2 separate regions of the Homo sapiens genome follow, and region 2 is linked to region 1. Evidence: read pairs that join two places in POLR2A ChIA-PET (ENCODE). Cell type or tissue: MCF 10A. All regions are shown on one strand. Links, peaks and the distances in the headings refer to the core of each region. The heading gives the core; the rest is flanking DNA.

Region 1 (11,183 bases), core at 2,108-10,107:
GATGATCTCTCACACCCCATCCCCAGTGGACCCAGCCTGAGGGCCCAGTGCAAGGATAAGGGAATTGTGAAAAATCGAACAAGGTGGGGCTCCTTGTTCAATCCTGCCCCTTTCCTGTCCCCTCAGACAGGATCAGTGCTTCCTCCCCTCGGGTGGTGGGAGATGCTCGTGCCAGAGCTCTGTGCGCGGACATGAAACGCTGCAGCTACTATGAGACTTGTGCAACCTATGGGCTCAATGTGGATCGGGTCTTCCAGGAGGGTGAGTGTAGTGATCTCCAGCATATGTGGGAAGCCAGAGCAAGGGGCCTGGGATATTCTCAGTGGTCAGGCATCCAGGCCTCTCTCTGTGAGTGACAGGAAATTAGCCTTTGTGGGAGGGAGGAGAGATCAGGGAGGCCAGAGAAGGTTTGCTTAATAGTCGCAAGGTCTTTCTGGGCTGGAGGAGCTGGCAAGGCCACAGGTGGCATGGAGGCCACAGTGACAAGGAAGTTGGGTCCTGTGTTGTCTACTGGGGATTTCTCAAAGCTGGGCATGGAAGGGTGGTCTTGGGTATCTGGCCTGCTCACACCTCCTTCCGTCAACTCCCCTCAGTGGCCCAGAAGGTGGTGACCTTGCGCAAGCAGCAACAGCTTCTGGCTGCCTGCAAGTCCCTGCCCAGCTCCCCAAGCCACTCAGCTGCATCCACTCCGGTAGCTGGCCAGGTGAGTTGGGGTTTCAGAGTCTGCAGAGGGGCCGGTAAGATGCAGAGGGGCTGGGGATCCTAGGACAGGTACAGAGTACCCAAGGAGGTTCAGGGAGTGGGGAAACAGATGGAAATGGCAGTGAAACTATTGGCAGAAAGTGCATTGGACTGGAAATCAACCAGATTTGAGACATCATTTGCAGTGTCCTTAAGCAACTCACCTAACCTCCCAAGGCTATCAGGAAGATTGTATGACACAATACTTGTGAATCAACCTTTACAACATTTAAAGCATTGTCACAATGTTAGTGAGGATTTTAAAAATTATTAATGACAACATAAATAAATGGTGAGGTGATCAAGGAATGTCTCAAATTCCCCATAACGAGATATGAGTGTAGCTTGGTGGAGTAGGGGGCATCTCAGCTCTGCTGACTCTTCCATATGTGCCCAGGCTAGTAACGGGGGCCACACTAGCGACTACTCTTCTTCCCTCCCGTCCTCACCGAATGTTGGTCACCGGGAGCTCCGAGCCGAGGCAGCTGCAGTGGCTGGATTGAGCACCCCAGGGTCCCTGCACCGGGCAGCCAAGCGCAGGACCAGCCTTTTTGCGGTATTGGACATGGACATGCTGACCCCCATCCTCCTGTCCCCCATGACCTGCCCATCTTCCCTAGTCCCTAGACTCCTCTGTTGGGCCCTTCTTCATCTATCTTCCCTATCGTCACATCAGTGTATCCCTCTATCCATCCTCAAACTGATTCCAATAACCATTCCAGAATCGTCGGGGTAGTGACTCCGAGAAACGAAGCTTGGATAGTCGGGGAGAGACAACAGGGAGTGGGCGAGCCATCCCCATCAAACAGGTGAGTGATCCAGGGGCTGGGACAGGCTAGGGGCAGCTGGTCTTAGTTGGCTTTTTTCCCACATGTGTCTTTCCCCTTTCTCCAGAGCTTCCTACTAAAACGAAGTGGCAATTCCTTGAACAAAGAATGGAAGAAGAAATATGTAACCCTGTCCAGTAATGGCTTTCTACTCTACCACCCCAGTATTAACGTGAGTGGCAGAGACTGGGCCACATTGGCCAGCTTTGGATTTCCCTCAAGTTCTACCTGTCTATGCCTCTGACAAAGCACTAACCTCATTTCTAGGAAGTGCTAGTCCTCTTCTCTTAAGTTTAGCAGGCATGTGTTAAGAGCCCACCATGTGCCCATGCCAGGAATGTAAAGGTAAATACATTGCCCCAGGAACTTGCAGTCTAGTGGGAGAGCACCCAGGAAGGGAACGCTTTCTGGAGGAGACAATTGCTGGGCCAAGTCTGATGGGCCCATCCCCTAGATGTTCATCACAACCCATTTGGCCCCCAAGACCCCTCCCCAGTCCCTCTCTATTCTGTACCATGTTGACTGCTTCCCAGCATACCAAGGACCCCAACCTTCCCTACACTCTCGGCCCTGTACCCCTCCAGGATTACATCCACAGTACCCACGGCAAGGAGATGGACTTGCTGCGAACAACAGTCAAAGTCCCGGGCAAGCGGCCCCCGAGGGCCATCTCTGCCTTTGGCCCCTCAGCCAGCATTAACGGGCTCGTCAAGGACATGAGCACTGTCCAGATGGGTGAAGGCCTGGGTGAGTAAGGTTTATGACATAGGAGCAGAAGAGGGGCCAGGGCTGGGGAAAAAGAGGGGTAAGAGGGAAGAGGGGGCTGGCACTGGGCGAGTAGGAAGCTGGGTGATAAAGAGGGACCACATAAGGAATGGGGCCAGAAGAAAGAGGCTCACTGAGGTTTCATCTTCTTCCGACAGAAGCCACTACTCCCATGCCAAGCCCTAGCCCCAGCCCCAGTTCCCTGCAGCCACCACCAGATCAGACATCCAAACACCTGCTGAAGCCAGACCGGAATTTGGCCCGAGCCCTCAGCACGGGTCAGTGGGGATGACCTTCCATCTGCTGTCTTCCACACCCAAATAGGATGAGTGTGGGAAATGAATATGGGGTGAAGGCTTGGAGGCTGGAATAAATGCATGAGTGAACACATGGAGCCCCACACATGAATAAGTTCAATCATACCATGTCTATCATAATGGTTAAGACAAGTGGACTCTAACGTCAACTGCCTGAGCTTGAATCCTGGCTTGCCACATGGGCAAGTTACTTGACCTCTCCGTGCCTCAGTTTCCTCATCTGTAACATGGAGATAATAGTTTCTACCTCAGAGGGTTGCTTTGAGGTTTAAACAAACTGAGAATATTGTCTAGTACATAGTCAGCCATGTTTGACATGTTTGAAAAAAAATATATATATATAGTATGCAAATAACATTGTAAACAAATGATCCTTACAACAGTTTTGTCAGGTCAAGATTATTACCCCTATTTCAGAGATAAAGAAACTGAGGCTCAGAAGATTAAGTGCCTTGCTCAAGGTCTTAAGGCCAGTAAGTGGCAGAACCAGGATCTGAGTGCAGGACTGACTCTAAACCTCTCATCTCCCTGCATCCCCAGGAATGATCAAGGGGGAACTCCTGGAGAGGGACAGTTGAGGAGGGGAGCCCTAAAATGCCAAAGCTAGTTCAGGGAATGAGACAGGCTATCAAGAAATCAGGAAATCTGTGGAGGGGGCTACTGAGGCAGCTGTGTCTTCCTCCCTAAGACTGTACCCCATCTGGAGACCTGAGCCCCCTGAGTCGGGAACCCCCTCCTTCTCCCATGGTGAAGAAGCAGAGGAGGAAAAAATTGACAACACCATCCAAGACTGAAGGCTCGGCTGGGCAGGCTGAAGGTGAGGCTCTGGCAGGCACTTCCACTCCCACCCAGAACCCTCATCCCCAACATCAGCTCCCTGGCCTAACTCCTGCAGCAGGAGGAAAAGTGCCTGAGCTGAGTGCTTGACTACCATTACCACTGCACACAACTTAGTGAAAGAGTGGATGGACATCCCCCAGCCCCTGTCCTTCTTTCCTTGTTCCCCAGCTAATTCCTTTCCCCAGCCCCTGTTCTCAACGATGTCCATGTCTATAGCTCCTGCTCCCTCTCCTAATGACGTTCTAGTTCCTCTTCCTTCCCTCAACTCCACTTACCACCCCAGCCCCTGCACCCGGCAGCCCCGCTGATCCCCAGTGATTCAGCCCCTTATCTCAGCATCTCCCACTGATTCCCCAGATCCTGGATTCTGTGACCACCCAGCCCCTTCTCCCAATAACTTTCTTTCTTTTTTTTTTCTTTTCTTTTTTTTTTTTTTTTTTGAGATGGAGTCTCACTCTGTCACCCAGGCTGGAGTACAGTGGTGCGATCTCGGCTCACTGCAAGCTCTGCCTCCCGGGTTCACACCATTCTCCTGCCTCAGCCTTCCAAGTAGCTGGGACTACAGGCACTTGCCACCATGCCCGGCTAATTTTTTGTATTTTTTAGTAGAGACTGGGTTTCACTGTGTTAGCCAGGATGGTCTTGATCTCCTGACCTCGTGATCTGCCCGCCTCGGCCTCCCAAAGTGCTGGGATTACAGGCGGTGGGGATTACAGGCATGAGTCACCGTGCCCGGCCTTCTCCCGATAACTTTCTATTGCCAAGTGCTCCCCAACAGCCCTTGACCATAGTGATCCCCATTCTTGTCCCTCAGTGATTCCCCGCACCCCCACCGCCACCAGCCCCAGGGCCCTCTCATCTCAGCCCTGCGCCCCAGCTTCTGTCCCCTTCCCCCGTGTTCACTCAGATCCTGACCCTCCCTTCTTCTCCCAGAGGTCCAGCTCCTCGCTGGTCTTGATAACCCATCCCTGCTGCCCCTGCTCTCTGCCGGGTGCTCAGACCCAGGTTCCAGATCTGCCTACTCTCATGGCTCTTGGCTTCTGTTCCACTCTGCTCCGGGGCCACTGACTTTAGTTCTGCTTTCTCTCCCCATCTGTCTGTCCTGCTTTGTCTCTGGCACTCTGTCACTATCTCTCTCCATCTCTCCATCTACCTGTCTTTTTCTCCTTCTTTCTTGGTCTCTCTTTCTCTGTTCTGCTCTCCATTCTATCTCTATCTCCTTCGCTTCGGGAAACCAGCCAAGCGCAAAATGTGGAAACTAAAATCCTTTGGTAGTTTAAGAAATATTTATAAAGCAGGTAACAAGTGGGGAGCCGGGAGGGGCGCTCAGCTGGGGTGCAGAAGGGTGGGGGTGCCCCCGCCTTCCCCTGCATGTGCTCGGGCTTCCTGCTGCCCCCCACCCTCTGCTTTCCCTACCCCCACTGCCCCACTCCCAGGGGCTCGGGATGGACATCAGGGAGGACGGTCTTGGGAAAGGCAGCCCCTGCTTGAACTCTGTCCCTTAATGACCCCATCCCATCCCCCACTCAGAGGAAAACTTTGAGTTCCTGATCGTGTCCAGCACGGGTCAGACGTGGCACTTTGAGGCAGCCAGTTTTGAGGAGCGGGATGCCTGGGTCCAGGCCATCGAGAGTCAGATCCTAGCCAGTCTGCAATGCTGTGAGAGCAGCAAGGTCAAGGTAAGAGTTTGAGGTGGAGTGGAGGACTGGCCGCAGGAACTGACCCTGGTGCTGACGGCCATTGGCAACGACACGGCCGAAGTCGTGTGAGAGGAGAGCAGAGGTGTCTGAGAAGGAGGTGGGGCTTGGAGGCAGAGTCAGTGCCAACCCAAACCCTCTCTGCAGCTGCGCACAGACAGCCAAAGCGAGGCCGTGGCCATCCAGGCGATCCGGAACGCCAAGGGGAATTCAATCTGCGTGGACTGCGGGGCCCCCAGTGAGTGCCAGGAGGCAGCGGAGGGGCTAGGGAGTGTAGTGAATGCCGGGGTGCCTGTGCTGCCCGGCTGGGAGCCGACCTCTACGCTCCTTCCGCAGACCCCACGTGGGCCAGCTTGAACCTGGGCGCCCTCATCTGCATCGAGTGTTCTGGCATCCACCGCAACCTGGGCACACACCTGTCCCGCGTTCGCTCGCTGGACTTGGACGACTGGCCACGGGAGCTGACCCTGGTGCTGACGGCTATTGGCAACGACACGGCCAACCGCGTGTGGGAAAGCGACACGCGAGGCCGTGCCAAGCCCTCGCGGGACTCTTCGCGGTAAGCGTGAGGGAACAGAGCGGGGGGAGGGTTGCTGAGGGTGTGCGAACCTGAGACGGTCCCGTGGGTAGGGGCAGAAGTCCTGGCTGGGGGTCCCTAGAGCCTTTTCCGTTGATCCCTGGTCTTGCAGGGAGGAGCGCGAGTCGTGGATTCGCGCCAAGTACGAGCAGCTACTGTTCCTGGCGCCGCTGAGCACCTCGGAGGAGCCGCTGGGCCGCCAGCTGTGGGCCGCCGTGCAGGCCCAGGACGTGGCTACCGTTCTCCTGCTTTTGGCCCATGCGCGACACGGGCCGCTCGACACCAGCGTAGAGGACCCACAGCTGCGCTCCCCACTCCACCTGGCGGCCGAGCTCGCCCACGTCGTCATCACGCAACTGCTGCTGTGGGTACGTGAGCTGGGGGGAGGAAAGGGGGTCTTTGAGGCTTCATCTCGGAAAACGCCTGGCGCGGGAAAGCCCGAAATTCCCAGAGGGACCCCGGAAGTAGGCTTGGCCATGTGGGGGAGGCGGCGCCGGGTGTGGGCGCCCTGGGGACGCGCGGTCACGCGGCCGTTTCCGCCCTCTAGTACGGCGCGGACGTGGCGGCCCGTGACGCCCAGGGCCGCACGGCGCTGTTCTACGCCCGCCAGGCTGGAAGCCAGCTGTGCGCCGACATCCTTCTCCAGCACGGCTGCCCGGGTGAGGGCGGCAGCGCGGCCACCACGCCCAGCGCGGCCACCACGCCCAGCATCACCGCCACGCCCAGCCCCCGCCGCCGGAGCAGCGCCGCTAGCGTGGGCCGCGCCGACGCCCCGGTTGCGCTGGTATAGTTGCCCAGCGGGAGAGACACCCCCATCCCCACGCGGGCCGGGCACGACCACACCGGGCGGACCGCTGGACAGACGCACCCACTCACCTCTCCGATCCGCACCCCGCCCCACGGGAGCACTTCCTACCCCCACGAGGGCACAGCCCCCACGCCTTCCAGAAGACACAAACTCACCTCCCTCTCCCCAACGAGGCATGGAGACCCCAGCTCAACACGCCCCCTCTCCATTGTTTCCACACTCGGATTGCTCTGGGTCTACCCGCTCGGGGTTCGCGGAAGGGGAGGTCCCCAGCGGTACGGGCTCCTAGGCGCTTGGACATGCCCGCTTGTGCCCCCTAGGGGCGGAAAGAAGACCCGGTCCTGCCCGAGCTCAACAATCCCAGGGCGGGAGCCCATACCCAGGCTGGCTCCTGGGGCGACGCCACGCCAGAGGGAGGGTTTAGTACATGGGAGGGCTAGCCCCGGGACTTGGGGCCAATACGGAAACCCTACCCCTTCCATGCTCATCTCACTGCCCAGTGAAGGGGGCAAGGGCAGCGAGGGGCAGGACCCCTGCTGCTCATGGGGGTGGGGGTTCCCAACCCTTTCCGTGAAAGGGACCGTGAGTAGTGGAAACCAGGACGTCCCCTACACCTACCCATGGGTGGAAGCTAAAGAGTCCGGGGGGAACCAAGAGCCTGGGTCCCTCCCACTACTATCTTGGGAGGGAGAAGGGATGGAGCAGGAGCGGGCTAAGAGGGCTGCGGGGGCCTTGTAATTTATTGCTTTGTTCCCCAACATGGGGATGGGGGCGGGCAGGGGCGTGGGGAGGGCGTTTTGGGGTAGGGGAAGCCCAGGGTGGGCAGGGGGTGGGTTGGGGTGGGGGTGCTCTCGGGTTGTGTCTGTGACCGTGACTGCGTACCTGTGACTGTGCAGCGCCCGTGGTGATCTGGGGTAGGGGGCACCCCTACAGTGGGACCCCTCCCCCATTATTCTTTCTGTCCAGCCCCTCCCTCCCACTGGAGCAGCTCCAGAGCCATTCCTCACCCCCGTGACCTCTCCCAGCCAGGGCTGAGAGGATTCGAGGTGGCTGGGAGGGTTTCCAGGCCCCCTGCCCCTTCCCCACAAACTGGGTGATAGGGCGGACTTACCTGGCCCAGCCCTGCCTCCCTCAGCCAACCCAGCCCTTGGGCTGTCTGTGTCAGTGGTTTCCGGTCTTTTTTTTTTTTTTTTTTTCTGGCTAAAATAGTTTGCAAAGGACCAGGTAATTGGGGAGGGGAGAGAGGTGGGGGCAAGGGGGAAATGCCCCCCCATCTCCTTGGAGGCAGTGGTGTGAATCTTCTTCAACAGCAATTAAAGAGGAAGTGATTTTGTCTAGGGGGTGAGCTGCTGGTCTGTTCTTGGAGGCAGGTCAGGGCATGGCCTTGGTCAAGATGGGGTACTGGGGTTGGACAGGGACAGGCAGAGGTGCCTCCCACTGGGGCTGGTGGCAGGACAGTACCCATGGGCATGGAGGTGGTTCCATCATGTACAACAGTTCTGGGTTCATGTAGTGGAGGACGTGGGCAGGTTGGAGTCAGTGGGGACCCTGGGAACAGAGAAGGCACTGACTCTTAAGATGATGCCAGTCCTGGGAGAGTTGGGATATGGTACTTAGAGGAGAGGACAGGCCCATGGAGAGGGGTGGGAAGATGGGACAGCTTTGTTTAAGAGCAGGAACTTTGGAGACAGATCTGATTTTGAAACCTGCCCCTCCACTGCACAGCTAGGGGACCTTGGTGGCATCTGTTTATCTGTATTCTGAACAGTATCTGTTCAGAGGGCACCTGAAAGGCGCTCCAGCTCTGAGGAGGGCTGCCCCGAGCCAGCCTGCTCACCGTGAGCACTAGGTACCAGAGTAGAACATAGAGTAGGGGTTCCTCCCCTGGCCTCGTCAGGGGGTGTTCCAGAGGGAAGGGGTGGGAGACCTCCTGGGAAAGATTTCCCAGCTAGCTGCAGAGGTCCCTGGTGTCCACAAACTCAGTGTCAGCTGATGCAGGCATTTATCCACCTCCGTGCCATCAAAGGGACCACCAAGGCCACAGCGGCCTGAAGCCGGTGCTGCCTCCATGAGCTGCAGTGCCACTAGGCTCAGCACATAGCCAATCCTACCATTTCTCGAGGGCAGCTGAAAGTGTTTACTCAGGTAGAGGGGCTGGACAGGGTAGGGTTGGGTCAGCAGCCAGTGCAGGTTGGGCACAGCCATATGTTGTTATCTACCTTGAGGAGTTAGTTGGTAGCACCAGCATCTTTGGGTAGAATTGCTTCTGACCCTTGGTGCCCACCAGCCCCAAGAGGTTCAGCTGCAAGTGTGCCACTGAACTGAGGACACAGCACCAGACCTGAATCCAGTTCACATGGAGGCTGCGGCTCTACAGGGTCCTAGGCTGTGACCACCCAGCACAGCGGCGTGACCCAGGAAAGGTGGATTCAACAGTGCAGGTGCAGTGACAAGTACAGAGGCAGGTGTGTGGTCTGGGCAAAGCGACAAGAGGGGGGAGGTAGCAAAGAAGATTGGACTAGAGGACCTGGCCGTTCCCCCTTCACCTCCAAGACCCTGGACTCTCTTATTTCAGCTCCACTCCTTCCTCGTGGCCAAAGTTTGCTCCCTTCTTCAGAAGTTTGGGAGTGTGAGAGAATATGGGAAGGAAATAAGGACCCTGGAGAGAATGAAATTGCCTTCAAAGAGCAAGTGGGAAGTTCCTTTCATTTCCAGCCAGTGAAAAATGGTCAAGGTGTCAGCAAACCTCACAACAAATCCCAACACCAAGTAATCCACTTGCCTCTTGTCTTAATGGGGAGTGTCTTTGGTCTTGCGGGGGAGATGTAAAGGGTGGTAGTGGATGGAATGACAAAATATCAAGCCCTCCAGGTTATGACAAAATAGGAGCCCAGAAGGGGACTCCCTGGGTGGGTGAAGGAGAGCTGCTGCCCCTTTGTGCCCATGCCCCCTTCACAGCTCACCCTGGGCTGCCTTGCTTGGATGCCCTGCCATGCAGGATGCCCTATTGCCATCCGCCAGCCCTCCCTGCAGCCCTGCTGGCTGCCATCTGCCACACCCTGCTCCCCTCCTTTTGTTTGTCTTAGCACAGCTGGGGCAGACCGACCTTCACCATGGGAGTGCTGCCGCCAAAAGCCAAAGGAAAGGAAAAAGGAATTTCGATTGAAAGTACAAAATGATTAACAGAGTGAGATTTCCAGAACTCTGCTTTCTGGTGATGCTGAGACTCCATCCCCAGCAAATCAAAGCACAGCCCTCCTGCCCCAGCCCCTTCCCATTCTGAGCTTCTGATCAGCTTTGGGGACTCCTTCTGAGACTCTTGCCTCCAAGTAACCCAGTCTTTTCAGAACTCAGGAGTTGGCTTATAATAGAAAGCTAGTGAGCACTTACTTGGGGCCAGGTTCTGTGCTAAAAGCACGACATACACTCTATCTCATTCAATCCTCGCAACCATCTTAAAAAGCCAGTACTGTTGTCCACAATTTACCAATGAGGAAACAGCATTTAGAAAGTTAAGTGACTTGTTCAAGGGTCCGCTGGTGGGAGATGAGGGGTGCGGTCTGGGAGCTGCATTCTGACTACTGCTGCCCTCAAGGCAGTGTCTAAGCTCTTGTCCAGCTGGAGCATCCCTCCCTCAGGGGGCGCAGATGGACCAGAGGAAGCAGGGTTTTCTGAGTCTACCTATTTACACTTCAAAACAAAACAACGTAAGCATAGCATGCACAGTAAGCACTAGTCCACGTTCAGCAAGAGCTTCCTTCAACAGTTGAATCCTTCACTCTCCATTTATAGACACATGGGAGTTCTGGGCCCTCTATCCTTTTTTTTTTTTTTTTTTTTTTATTTGAGACAGTCTCACTCTGTCGCCCAGGTTGGAGTGCAGTGGTGTGATCTCAGCTCACCACAACCTCCGCCTCCCAGGTTCAAGCGATTCTCCTGCTCAGCCTCCCGTGTAGCTGGGATTATGGGCGTGCGCCACCACACTCGGCTAATTTTTTGTATTTTTAGTAGAGATGGGGTTTCACGATGTTGGCCAGGCTGGTCTCGAACTCCTGGCCTCAAGTGATCCGCCCGCCTCAGCCTCCCAAAGTACTGGGATTACAGGGGTGAGCCACTGCTCCCGGCCCCTCTATCCCTTTTCTTATCCTGTGAGCCCGGGGGCAGCCTTCAGCAGAAAGGCCGTTCACCTCAGAGACCAGAGCAGAGGACTCTACCTGAGTCCTCTGCACTCAAAATTAGCAGAGCATGGTGGTGTGTGCCTGTAATTCCAGTCACTGGGAGGCTGAGGCAGAATTGCTTGAACCTGGGAGGCAGAAGTTGCAGTGAGCTGAGATCAGGCCACTGCACTCCAGCCTGGGCAACAGAGTGAGACTCTTGTCTCGAAACAAAACAAACAAAATCAGAGTCCTCTGCACTGGGAGGAGGCATGTGGGGGGACCCATGCCTGCACTTGGTAGTGAAGAAGAAAGGGAGACACCAGGCCCATGTACCCTTGGGCATACTAAGAAACTGGCATGTGTGGGCAGCAGCCCTCTCTCTGCGCATGCCCAAAGGTGGAGGTCTTTTTGGAAAATGTTGAAAGGACAGGTGGGTAGGGGTGTGGATGACAAA
Region 2 (11,183 bases), core at 1,745-9,744, 70 kb after region 1:
AACCAAACATTGGTTTTAAACTATTTCCTTAATTTATAAGTCACCACATTAATATATTCAATTTGGATTATTTTATCTTTTCCATGACCAGTCATGGAATGAAAAACCTTTAATAACAAAAGCTTTAAGGATTCAGGAAGGACAAGGCAGCTGTCCTGGTTCTTAGTGAGACCATGCTTAACATATGTCCTCTGGAATACCAGTTGTTTTCCAATTTAGGTGCATAGAACTGATAACTAATGGGTTATCATAGGTAATTTGACTTAGACCATGGAGTTCATTCAAATTGTACATTTAAACAATTTTAGTGTTGGCTGATTTAGCATGATAATCTAGAGCTTGATTTTGAAAGATTTGTTAAATACCAAAGGTTTAAAACATTGGCTGTTACAAAATAGACTCTCAGATTACCATAAGTCACTCATTTAGCCAAAATGATAACTCGAAAATTTTTTAGGCCAGGCATCATGGCTCATGCCTGTAATCCCACCACCTTGGGGAGGCCCACCACTTTGGATCATTTGAGGTCAGGAGTTCAAGACCAGCCTGGCCAACATGGTGAAACTCCGCCTGTACTAAAAAGACAGAAATTAGCCATGCATGGTGGCAGGTGCCTGCAGCCTCAGCTACTCGGGAGGCTGAGGCAGGAGAATCACTTGAACCCAGGAGGCGGAGGTTGGAGTGAGCCAGGACCACACCACTGCACTCCAGTGAGACTCTGTCTCAAAAAAAAAAATTTTTTAAGGAAAAAACATTATTCTGATAAAGAGGAGACTCAGCTTTCAAAACAAGACCCAGTGAAGACGAAGATAGCATGAGGACAACTGATTCTGTCTCCTTTCTTTCCTTTCCCCCACTTTTTCCTTTTATAGTTTACTTAAAAGGTAAACAAAAACCTTTCATTATCTTTTAATATTACATAAAAATCCTTTTTAAAATAGAAAACCAAATTTTTTGTTTCCATTCATGTTATTTTTAATGTTAAAGCTAGTTTTTAAAAACATTTTATAAATCTATTCAGTTTTAATTAGTTTGACTATAAGGTAAGATTTATATAAACATTTTATAACACTTTACAGTATTTTTTTCTCAGAGCAGAACAATGTTCTAATGAAACTCTGTTGCGCTTCTATTCCAATGTCCAATTTATGGGGAAAAAAACTAAATAATGCCATTTTAACTTTAGCCAATATGTTCACACATAGAATCTGTTAATTTTTATAAACCTTTTACAACTTGTTCAAACCTTTAGCTTTATTTAATTTAAACAATCCTTTAACCCTCTAACCTAGGCAAAACTTTACATTCCCATACTTTCTTATAATCTCGTACAAAAACACATTTTATTCTCCCTACACATCTTGTATGTAAACTTATTTTTTCAGTAGTCTCAATTACATATTACGATGTTAACTCCTAGTAATTTTACTTTTGGTGAAAACCTTGGTAAGTAAGGGATTTTAATTATGTACTAGGTGTGGAGCCTAGGACCCAGACAGAAATGCAGATAAGGTCTGACTCTTTCCAGCATTTAACTCCATGTGTCCCGGGCCTCACCTAGCTGTAAAGCAGGCAAGCTGTACAGTTAAGAGTCATAGCGGCGTTTCATGAAGCATTTAGGAGGCCAAACCACCTTTAAATTGTACAACATTTTTGGCATAAATTTCTGTTCATAAATTCTTTCACAACTTACACAGACCATGTACAACATGTTTAGACTTTATGACTTGCACTAAACATCCCTCTTTTAAACAACCAGTCATTTTACTTTAGGACAAGAATTTACCATACAACATCCTTTCTTATATAAAATCTCCTTTCTTTATGACCTTCCTTGCATAGCTAGGGGGCATGGCTAATTCCATGTATCCCCATGCCTTATTTAGAATTTAATGTCTTCAAAATATATTGAACAATTTTCAAAAGTCAAAGCAGTTTATGACCTTAAAGCCTTTAGCAAACCTAATATCTGACCTGCATGATTTAGACAAAATGTTTTTATTTTATCAATAATCTTTAAAGCTATTTTTATTTGCCAAAGATTACTAAAGTTACATGAACTAAAAGGCATTACAGTTTTTATTTTGCTTTTAAGAGCTTATTTTTGTTTAAACCAATTAATAGAGCTCTTTTATATAAGCGTTACACACAACCCATATATAGTTACACAGAAAGACAGACAGAAGATTACTACAGTAGTTGTAAGATTTTTCATTTGCCAGTTTTTAAGTTTCTCAATTGGTTATTGGCTTTAGGGTGGAGCCCTTGGAAAAACAGAGCCAGGAAAGGGGTTTCTGGTGCCTCCTGTTTTTCCCAAGGAGTCCAGGATATTAGAGCTTGAATATCTGCTTTTAATTAAGCTGACTTTTAATCATAGCACTTTTAATGAAGTCCATTTAAAATTTCCTATTACCTAATTTTAGCCAGGCTAAATGGCCGATATTTCTGGCTTTTGAAATTTACCAGAGGTAACCTCCCAAGTGCTCAGAGAAAGGAAAATTTTTTTGAGGCAGAGTCTCACTCTGTCACCAGGCTGCAGTGCAGTGGAGCGATCTTGGCTGCAACCTCTGCCTCCTGGGTTCAAGCGATTCTCCTGCCTCACCCTCCTGAGTAGCTGGGACTACTGCTGTGTGCCACCATGCCCAGCTAATTTTTGTATTTTTAGTAGAGATGAGGTTTCACCATGTTGGTCAGGATGGCCTCAAACTCCTGACCTCGTGATCCACCTGCCTTGGCCTCCCAAAGTGCTGGGATTACAGGCATGAGCCACCACACTAGGCCAGAGAAAGGAAAATTTAAGATAGTCCATGGAGAAGAGACTAGACAAAGTTATGCAGATATTAAACCAGAAATGACTTACTTCCTAAAGAGGGAATCAAACCTGGACTGCCAGCGTGAAATGCCAAAACACTAGCTATTGAGCTACAGAACAGGGTAGTCTCTGCTGCCCTTCCCAGAAGAAGTCTAGAGTAGTTAATTTTGAGCTTGCAAAGCCTTTTATCTACTCAAGATAATTTTTAGAGCAACCTATGACATAAACCCTAAAATTCCTGTTCCCTGGAAGGCAGAGACCAAGAGAAAGTACTGCCACATGGTTATAAGGTCAAGCACCCAAGGACATAAAACAAGATGGAGACCCCATCCAGTAGTTTGTTTGTTTGTTTCAGGGACAGGCAGGAAAGTTTGTTATCAACCAGCTTGCTGGGTCATCTTGGGCAGCGAGTTTATGGGGCCCTAAGCCCACGTTTTATCCTAAGGTACCCCTCAACACAGAAAAACAAGTTCATAGCACAAATACATCAGTATGAGACTGGCCTCAGAATTCTTTTTTGCATTAATCACAACTTTACAGAGGAGTAAACAGTGATTTTTACCATTCATTCAACTGTTCGCACAGAGAGAGAGAAACCAGAAATCTGACTGGTAAGAAATTCTTACCCTTGGCTGGGTGTGGTGGCTCATGCCTGTAATCTCAGCACTTTGGGAGGCCGAGGCGGGCAGATCATGAGGTCAGGAGTTCAAGACCAGCCTGGCCAACATAGTGAAACCCCGTCTCTGCTACGAATACAAAAATTAGCCAGGTGTGGTGGCACACACCTGTACTCCCAGCTACTCGGGGGGCTGAGGCAGGAGAATCGCTTGAACCTGGGAGGCAGAGGTTGCAGTGAGCTGAGATCATGCCACTGCCCTTGTAAAAGAGCGAGACTTTGACTCAAAAAAAAAAAAGAAAAAAATTCTTACCCTTTTGCCAGCATGCCAGGCTTCTGGGTTCCTTTTCCCTGAGTGGCCCCAGTGACCCAGCTTGCCGCATCATCACGCTGGGGGCCAAGCTGCATCATAAAGGAAAATTATCTTTTTTGGTTCTGACCAGAGTAAAATATGTGTAATAAAACATAGACATTGGCCACTCTTCTTATCACCCAATATCAAACTGATAAGCCTTAAATTTGCCCTCACATGGGCCCCTTCATCTTTAATCCAACCTCCGACTAGGAGTTTGGATTAAACTAGAGACACGTGGTCTCTGGGCAAGATGGTTGCCCTGAGTAACAGAAAAGATAAAAAAGGGAAAGGAGAGAGAGAGAGAGAGAGAAAGCATTGCCTGTGGCGGGGTGGGAAGGCAAAATGCTCAGGGAGTCTAGAGAAAGACCCACATTGAAAAGCTCAGGTGGCTGCAGCTGCTGTCATGAAGGGATTTTTTTTTCCAACAGTCCCATCAGCTCTCAAGTTTCCCCTTTTGGGGAAGGAAAACACTCCCCATGTCCCACGACCCTCTCTATGCCTAATCCTGTCACCCATAGTCATCAGCAAAGAGTGCAAGGCAGATTATTCCAAAGAGAATAGCAGTTGACATCCTGTAGTGCCAAATTTGTTCTTAGCCAAAAGGGACTTTACTGAGAGCCTTTTTTTTTTTTTTTTTTTTTTTGACAGAGTCTCACTCTGTTGCCAGGCTGGAGTGCAGTGGCCCAATCTCCACTGCGATCTCGGCTCATTGCAATCTCCAACTCCCTGGTTCAAGTGATTCTGCTGCCTCAGCCTCCTGAGTAGCTGGGATTATAGGCACACACCACAATGCCCAGCTAATTTTTGTATTTTTAGTAGAGACGGGGTTTCACCTTGTTGGCCAGGATGGTCTGGATCTCCTAACCTCATGATCTGCCCGCCTTGGCCTCCCGAAGTGCTGAGATTACAGGTATGAGCCACTGCGCCTGGTCAAGGGTCTTCATTTTTAAATGTACTTCAATGCATTGCTGTTCATTCAGAACATTCCACTGTAAGTTATCTTTAGTAAGATTTTGCCATTTCTGTAAGACTTCGCTGCCTCCCAGGCCTAAAGTATAAGCCAGAAGGAACTCAGTTTTCCAGAAATTAAGGATCCCATTTTTACCTAAAATATTGGCTTTACTCTCAGGTTCTCTTAACTTAGCCAATAATTTTTCCTACCTAAGCATGCAAGAAAAATGAAGCAAAAGGGTAGAACACAAAAATCCCTGTGAAGTTTCAAAAGCCAAATTTTATAATCCCTGAAATATTACTGCTTACTACCAGTTCCTTTCTGACCCATTCAGATGTAAGACACCTCTAATTGGATCCAAGCCAGTTCATTACTGGATCAAATCCATTCCTGGACCCAGTCCAGTTTCTGTTGCAACTCCAAACCTAGTTTGAACCAGATATTTGCTCAAAGGAACTTGGAGAGCTCAAAACACAAGTCTGTGGAACTCTGAAATCCAAGAGGAAGCTTACTCACGATCCCCAGTCACTCTGAGAGATCAGTGGACACAAGTGGGTCCTGCAGTCACCTTGCGTGTTCACTCAGTGCTCCTGGGGGTTGCTAGAAGCTCCACTTCAGATCCCGCTTCTGACACCATCTGATAAAAGAAAAATTTCAGCCAAATTAAATTTAAAGGAGTTTAATTGAGCAATGAAGGATTCACAAATCAGGCAGCCCCCAGAATCACAGCAGATTCACAGAGACTCCAGGGGTGCCTCATGGTCAGAACAAATTTATAGACAAAAAGTTAAAGTGATGTACAGGAATTGGAAGTGAGGTACAGAAAGAGTGAGATTGGTTACAGCTCTGCATTTGCCTTATTTGAAGACAGTTTGAGCACTCAGCAGTCTATGAGTGGCTGAAGTATGGCCACTGAGATTGGCCAACACTCAGCTATTGTTATGTGTGCATACTATTAAGCTAGGTTTTCAATTTTGTCTGACTATTAAGCTAAGTTACAGTTCAAGCAAAAGGACTCCAATATAGAAGTATGGAGACCTTCTCAGGTCATATTTAGTTTGCTTTAACAGCCCTAAGCAGTTCCCAGCATGACTTATTCCTTTAGCTAAGTGATTTTGGGGGCCCCCAAGATTTTTCTTTTTACCTTTCCCCTCTTTCATTTTAAAAATCTTTTCTAGGAAGTATTTTAGAAGAAAATGAGTCTCTGGTTTGAGGTTCTGTTTGATCTCTCATGGCTAGAATGGTTTATTCCTAGACAGGTAGGTCCTGAGCTATTAGTGTATCCTGAATTGGTGGGTTCTTGGTCTCACTGACTTCAAGAATGAAGCCGTGGACTCTCACGGTAAGTGTTACAGTTCTTAAAGATGGTGTGTCCGGAGTTTTTTCCTTCTGATGTTCGGATGTGTTCGGAGTTTCTTCCTTCTGGTGGCTTCGTTGTCTCGCTGGCTTCAGGAGTGAAGCTGCAGACCTTCGCAGTGAGTGTTACAGCTCTTAAGGCAGCACGTCTGGAGTTGTTTGTTCCTCCCCTCCAGAGTTGTTCATTCCTCCCGGTGGGTTCATGGTCTCGCTGGCCTCAGGAGTGAAACTGCAGACCTTCACGGTGAGTGTTACAGCTCATAAAAGAAGTGTGGACCCAAAGAGTGAGCAGCAGCAAGATTTATTGCAAAGAGAGAAAGAACAAAGCCTCCACAGTCTGGAAGGGGACTCGGGGGGGTTGCCATTGCTGGCTCCAGCAGCCTGCTTTTATTACCTTAGCTGACCCACCCACATCCTGCTGATTGGTCCATTTTACAGATTGCCGATTGGTCCGTTTTACAGAGAGCTGATTGGTCCATTTTGATAGGGTGCTGACTGGTGCATTTACAAACCTTGAGCTAGACACAGAGTGCTGATTGGTGCATTTGTAATCCTTTAGCTAGACACAAAAGTTCTTCAAGTCCCCACCAGATTAGCTAGACACAGGGCACTGATTGGGGCATTTACGAACCTTGAGCTAGATACAGGGTGCTGATTGGTGTGTTTACAAACCTTGAGCTAGACACAGAGTGCTGATTGGTGCATCCACAAACCCCGAGCTAGGCACAGAGTGCTGATTGCTGCATATACAATCCTCCAGCTAGACATAAAAGTTCTCCAAGTCCCCACTAGACTCAGGAGCCCATCTCCAATTACCCACTAGACTCAGAAGCCCAGCTGGCTTTGCCTAGTGGATCCCATGCCAGGGCCGTGGGCAGAGCTGCCTGCCAGTCCCACACCATGCACCCGCACTCCTCAGCCCTTGGGCAGTTGATGGGACCAGGTGCCGTCGAGCAGGGGGTGGCGCTCATCGGGGAGGCTCCAGCTGCATGGGAGCCCACGGGGGGGGGGTGATTGGGCATGGAAGGCTGCAGGTCCCGAGCCCTGCCCCATGGGGAGGCAGCTGAGGCCCAGCGAGAATTCGAGCGTAGCGCTGGTGGGCCGGCACTGCTGGGGGACCCAGTGCATCCTCTGCAGCTGCTGGCCTGGGTGCTAAGCCCCTCACTGCCCAGGGCCAGTGGCACTGGCCGGCTGTTCTGAGTGCAGGGCCCACCAAGCCCATGCCCACCCTGAACTTGCGTTGGCCCGTGAACACCAGGTGCAGCCCCGGTTCCCACCCACGCCTCTCCCTCCACACCTTCCCACAAGCAGAGGGAGCTGGCTCCAGCCTCGGCCAGCACAGAGGGGCTCCCACAGTGTAGCGGCGGGCTGAAGGGCTCCTCAAGCATGGCCAAAGTGGGCACCAAGGCCGAGGAGGTGCCAAGAGGGAGGAAGGGCTGCCAGCACGCTGTCACCTCTCATTAGGAAAGCTCATTTTTAGCAGGGTGTGAAGTCTCATGTCCTATGAATTAAAAATAGGGGGAGGAAGGGAAAAAACAACAACAAACAAAGAAACAATTCTGGAAAGTTGATATTGGCCACATTACTCTGAAGTCCATACATAAGTAGGCAGGTATGAAAGTGCCTTATGTATGTAAATAGGTTACTATTATTTTCTTCTGAAGTTTAAGTTGTCTAGCTTCAGTTTACAGAGTTTTATGAAAGTACAGCTTAGTTTTTGGTGACTCCAAATTATAAAAAATGGGAAAAAAAGAAGGAAAAAATTTGAAAACATTATTTTGCAGGCTTATAGCCAAGAAAAGTTGGTGCAAACTGTAGGAAATAATAAAAATTGAAAAACATTAGGCAAGACTAGAATCTAACAACAGGTTACTGTAGTTTTTGTTTTTGTTTTTGTTTTGTTTTTCTTTTTTTTTTTTGAGACAGAGTCTTGCTCTGTCGCCCAGGCTGGAGTGCAGTGGTGTGATCTCAGCTCATTGCAAGCTCTGCCTCCTGGGTTCACGCCATTCTCCTGCCTTAACCTCCCAAGTAGCTGGGACTACAGGCGCCCACCACCATGCCCAGCTAATTTTTTGTATTTTTAGTAGAGACGGGGTTTCACTGTGTTAGCCAGGATGGTCTCAATCTCCTGACCTCGTGATCCCCCTTCCTCAGCCTCCCAAAGTGCTGGGATTACAGGTGTGAGCTATGGCACCTGGCCTACTGTAGTTTTTGAAACATATTTTTTCTCTCTCCAGTTTCCCATTTTTACTGAAGACAAATCATGGTAGGACTGGTTTGCTTTATTATACTTGGCCTGATTATTTGTATACAGTGCAGCCAGAATAATTATTTTTTACATAGCCTTTTAAATTGGCTTTGATGGAACTTTGTTCCATAGAAGGAATTTCAGATAAGACTTTTTTAAAGCCAAGCCCAGCCATAGATTTGTACCATCAAATACCTATGAGTTAGGTGAATTCCTCTCCTCTTGAGGGTTTAAGATAAACTTAGGGCTCCTGGGCCTGTCAGAAAGTGACATTCTTTACTTACCACAAGTCAGAAACCCTGTATGGGGACTGTGTAGACAAAGGTATGAGACCAGTATTTCCAAGGGACTTTTATTGGCTCCATAAAACAAGTTTTATTCCTTAAAGGAAAGCACACCATTCCAGCCAAAGCCTTGGTAAAATAACCAGTTTCTTTAACTGTGACGTGTTACAAATGAAAACAGATTCTTATTGCACTTATGCAAATAACTGTATTGTCATAAGTTAAGAATACTCACAAATAGTTTCCAAATTCTGTAGAAATAAGGAAGAAAGAAATGAATATGCTCCAAATTGTGTTCATAGGAGTATATTTTACTCAATTGTTAAAAGCTGTAGATAGCTTAAAAGTTTTCTTGACTCTGAAAAATGAAACGAAAGATCAGCAACGTTTTTAGCAAAAAGTTAAAAAGATCACTTCAGACTTCTGTTATTTTAGTCCATGTAGTTAATTTCTGTTCTGCTTGATATTCATAAATATTTCAGCTCTCCATCAGTCCTGAAAGTTTTTCCTCTATTCTGATGTCACAATCATCAAAGTTATCAGAAACCTGCATTCAAAAGCACCTGTTAGAGTTTTATAGTTGATTATAAAACGACCTTCTAGAGAGGACTAAAACAAGACAATTGTTCATGGATGACAAAAAGTTTTAAGGCAGCCATAGCCAAAGACACAACTGACAAGGAAATTTGTTACCTCTGTGGCACACAATAATTTAACATAACAATTATAATTATTAAATGTACATTAAGCTATATCAGAATTATAGGAGTTTCCCATAATTTTGGGACACATGCTAATAACATATTTATACAAATACAGCCCAAGGGAAACCAAACACCATTTTATACTTGACAATATTTCCTGTACAATTTTTATACCAAATAAGCAAAATATGTCATTTTTGGACTTTAGGGAACCTAATATCTTAAAGGATTAATTAGGTCAGAAAAAGATATAATTTATAATTTTTTTTTTGAGATAGAGTCTTGCTCTGTTTCCCAGGCTGGAGTGCAGTGGTACAATCTCAGCTGACTGCAACCTCTGCCTGGCAGGTTCAAGCAATTCTGTTGCCTCAGCTTCCAGAGTAGCTGCGACTACAGGCATGCACCACCATGCCCAGCTAATTTTTGTATATTTTTAGTAGAGACCAGGTTTCGCCATGTTCGCCAGGCTAGTCTTGAACTCCTGACCTCAGGTGATCCACCCACCTCTGCCTCCTGAAGTGCTGGGATTACAGACGTGAGCCACCATGCCTGGCCATAATTTATAATTTGATTTGGAAAGTTTGTTCAACATCAAAAGTTGAAAACACTTGATATCACAAAGTACCATTACAGGTCACTGTAAAATAAGTAATTTCATTTAATCAAAGTAATATCTCAAGGATTTTTAAAAAAGAAAAAGGTAAAACCTTCATTCTTTGAGAGAGGAGACTTAATTTTCCAAACAATAAGCCCTAATAAAAACAGCATGAAGCCAATTAAATTTGTTTTTCAAAATTTAATGAACACTCTATAAAATTTTAATCTTTACCATAAAATATAACTTCCATAAGCCTTTTATAACCTTTATTCAGGAGTTGGTTAATACCTCAAGAAAACCTTGTTAATCTGACACAGGGGCCCATATGCTGGTCTTGCATTAGTGTACCTTTGACATTGATGATTAATTTATAGAGAAACTGAACTTATTTTATCTCTTAAAATTGGCCTTTACAATCTCACATGTCTACCTCTTCCACGATAGTCCCTAGGCCTTGAGGAGTTGAATAACTTTAATTTCTGGCCCTGTGTCTCAAGAATGCAGTTTATTTTGATTGGCATCTTCAACTGGGACTGAAGATGGGGTTTTAATTGCTGTCAGTGTTTAAAATTTAGCAGGACTTGGTGTCCTTTTTAGACCCAGGAGTCAAAGCCCTGTAACTCAGTGTCACAAGTATTTTAAAAGCAGAAACAGAAAGATACACAGATGTAATAACCTTAATTTTTAAAATTTTTTATGTTTTTTCTAAAGCAAACCAAAACTTTTTTTTTATTATTATACTTTAAGTTTTAGGGTACATGTGCACGTTGTGCAGGTTAGTTACATATGTATACATGTGCCATGCTGGTGCACTGCACCCACTAACTCATCATCTAGCATTAGGTATATCTCCCAATGCTATCCCTCCTCCCTCCCCCCACCCCACCACAGTCCCCAGAGTGTGATATTCCCCTTCCTGTGTCCATGTGATCTCATTGTTCAATTCCCACCTATGAGTGAGAATATGCGGTGTTTGGTTTTTTGTTCTTGCGATAGTTTACTGAGAATGATGATTTCCAATTTCATCCATGTCCCTACAAAGGACATAAACTCATCATTTTTTATGGCTGCATAGTATTCCATGGTGTATATGTGCCACATTTTCTTAATCCAGTCTATCATTGTTGGACATTTGGGTTGGTTCCAAGTCTTTGCTATTGTGAATAATGCTGCAATAAACATACATGTGCATGTGTCTTTATAGCAGCATGATTTATAGTCATTTGGGTATATACCCAGTAATGGGATGGCTGGGTCA

What was found. Peaks named below come from ENCODE experiments on the same cell type or tissue, not always from the same donor. Only the 100,000 strongest peaks of a DNase experiment are listed, where the experiment ranks them.
Region 2: POLR2A ChIA-PET joins it to region 1 with 6 read pairs; 4 of 35 experiments call an interaction of 5 or more read pairs at or near these places.

The regions. Positions count from the first base shown.
Region 1 is chr12:57,721,923-57,733,105 of GRCh38, reverse strand. It overlaps AGAP2 (ArfGAP with GTPase domain, ankyrin repeat and PH domain 2), which reads left to right. Exons shown (of 19, transcript NM_001122772.3): 6 at 127-261; 7 at 594-703; 8 at 1,139-1,297; 9 at 1,464-1,550; 10 at 1,636-1,740; 11 at 2,153-2,315; 12 at 2,492-2,611; 13 at 3,339-3,467; 14 at 4,729-4,788; 15 at 5,021-5,169; 16 at 5,335-5,425; 17 at 5,524-5,746; 18 at 5,877-6,132; 19 at 6,312-7,909. The coding sequence ends at 6,554. It overlaps AGAP2-AS1 (AGAP2 antisense RNA 1), which reads right to left and starts at 6,866. Exons shown (of 2, transcript NR_027032.1): 1 at 6,728-6,866; 2 at 4,750-6,141. RefSeq lists enhancers at 5,015-5,648, 5,649-6,284. In MCF 10A, for the core only: CTCF peaks have their summits at 6,111 (motif pointing left) and 6,855 (motif pointing left); a DNase peak (open chromatin) is centred at 6,885.
Region 2 is chr12:57,651,963-57,663,145 of GRCh38, reverse strand. No RefSeq gene overlaps it. Among named protein-coding and RNA genes, the nearest start is that of B4GALNT1, 24 kb to the right of the region's middle. In MCF 10A, for the core only: no CTCF peak of the experiment used is centred there; a DNase peak (open chromatin) is centred at 5,145.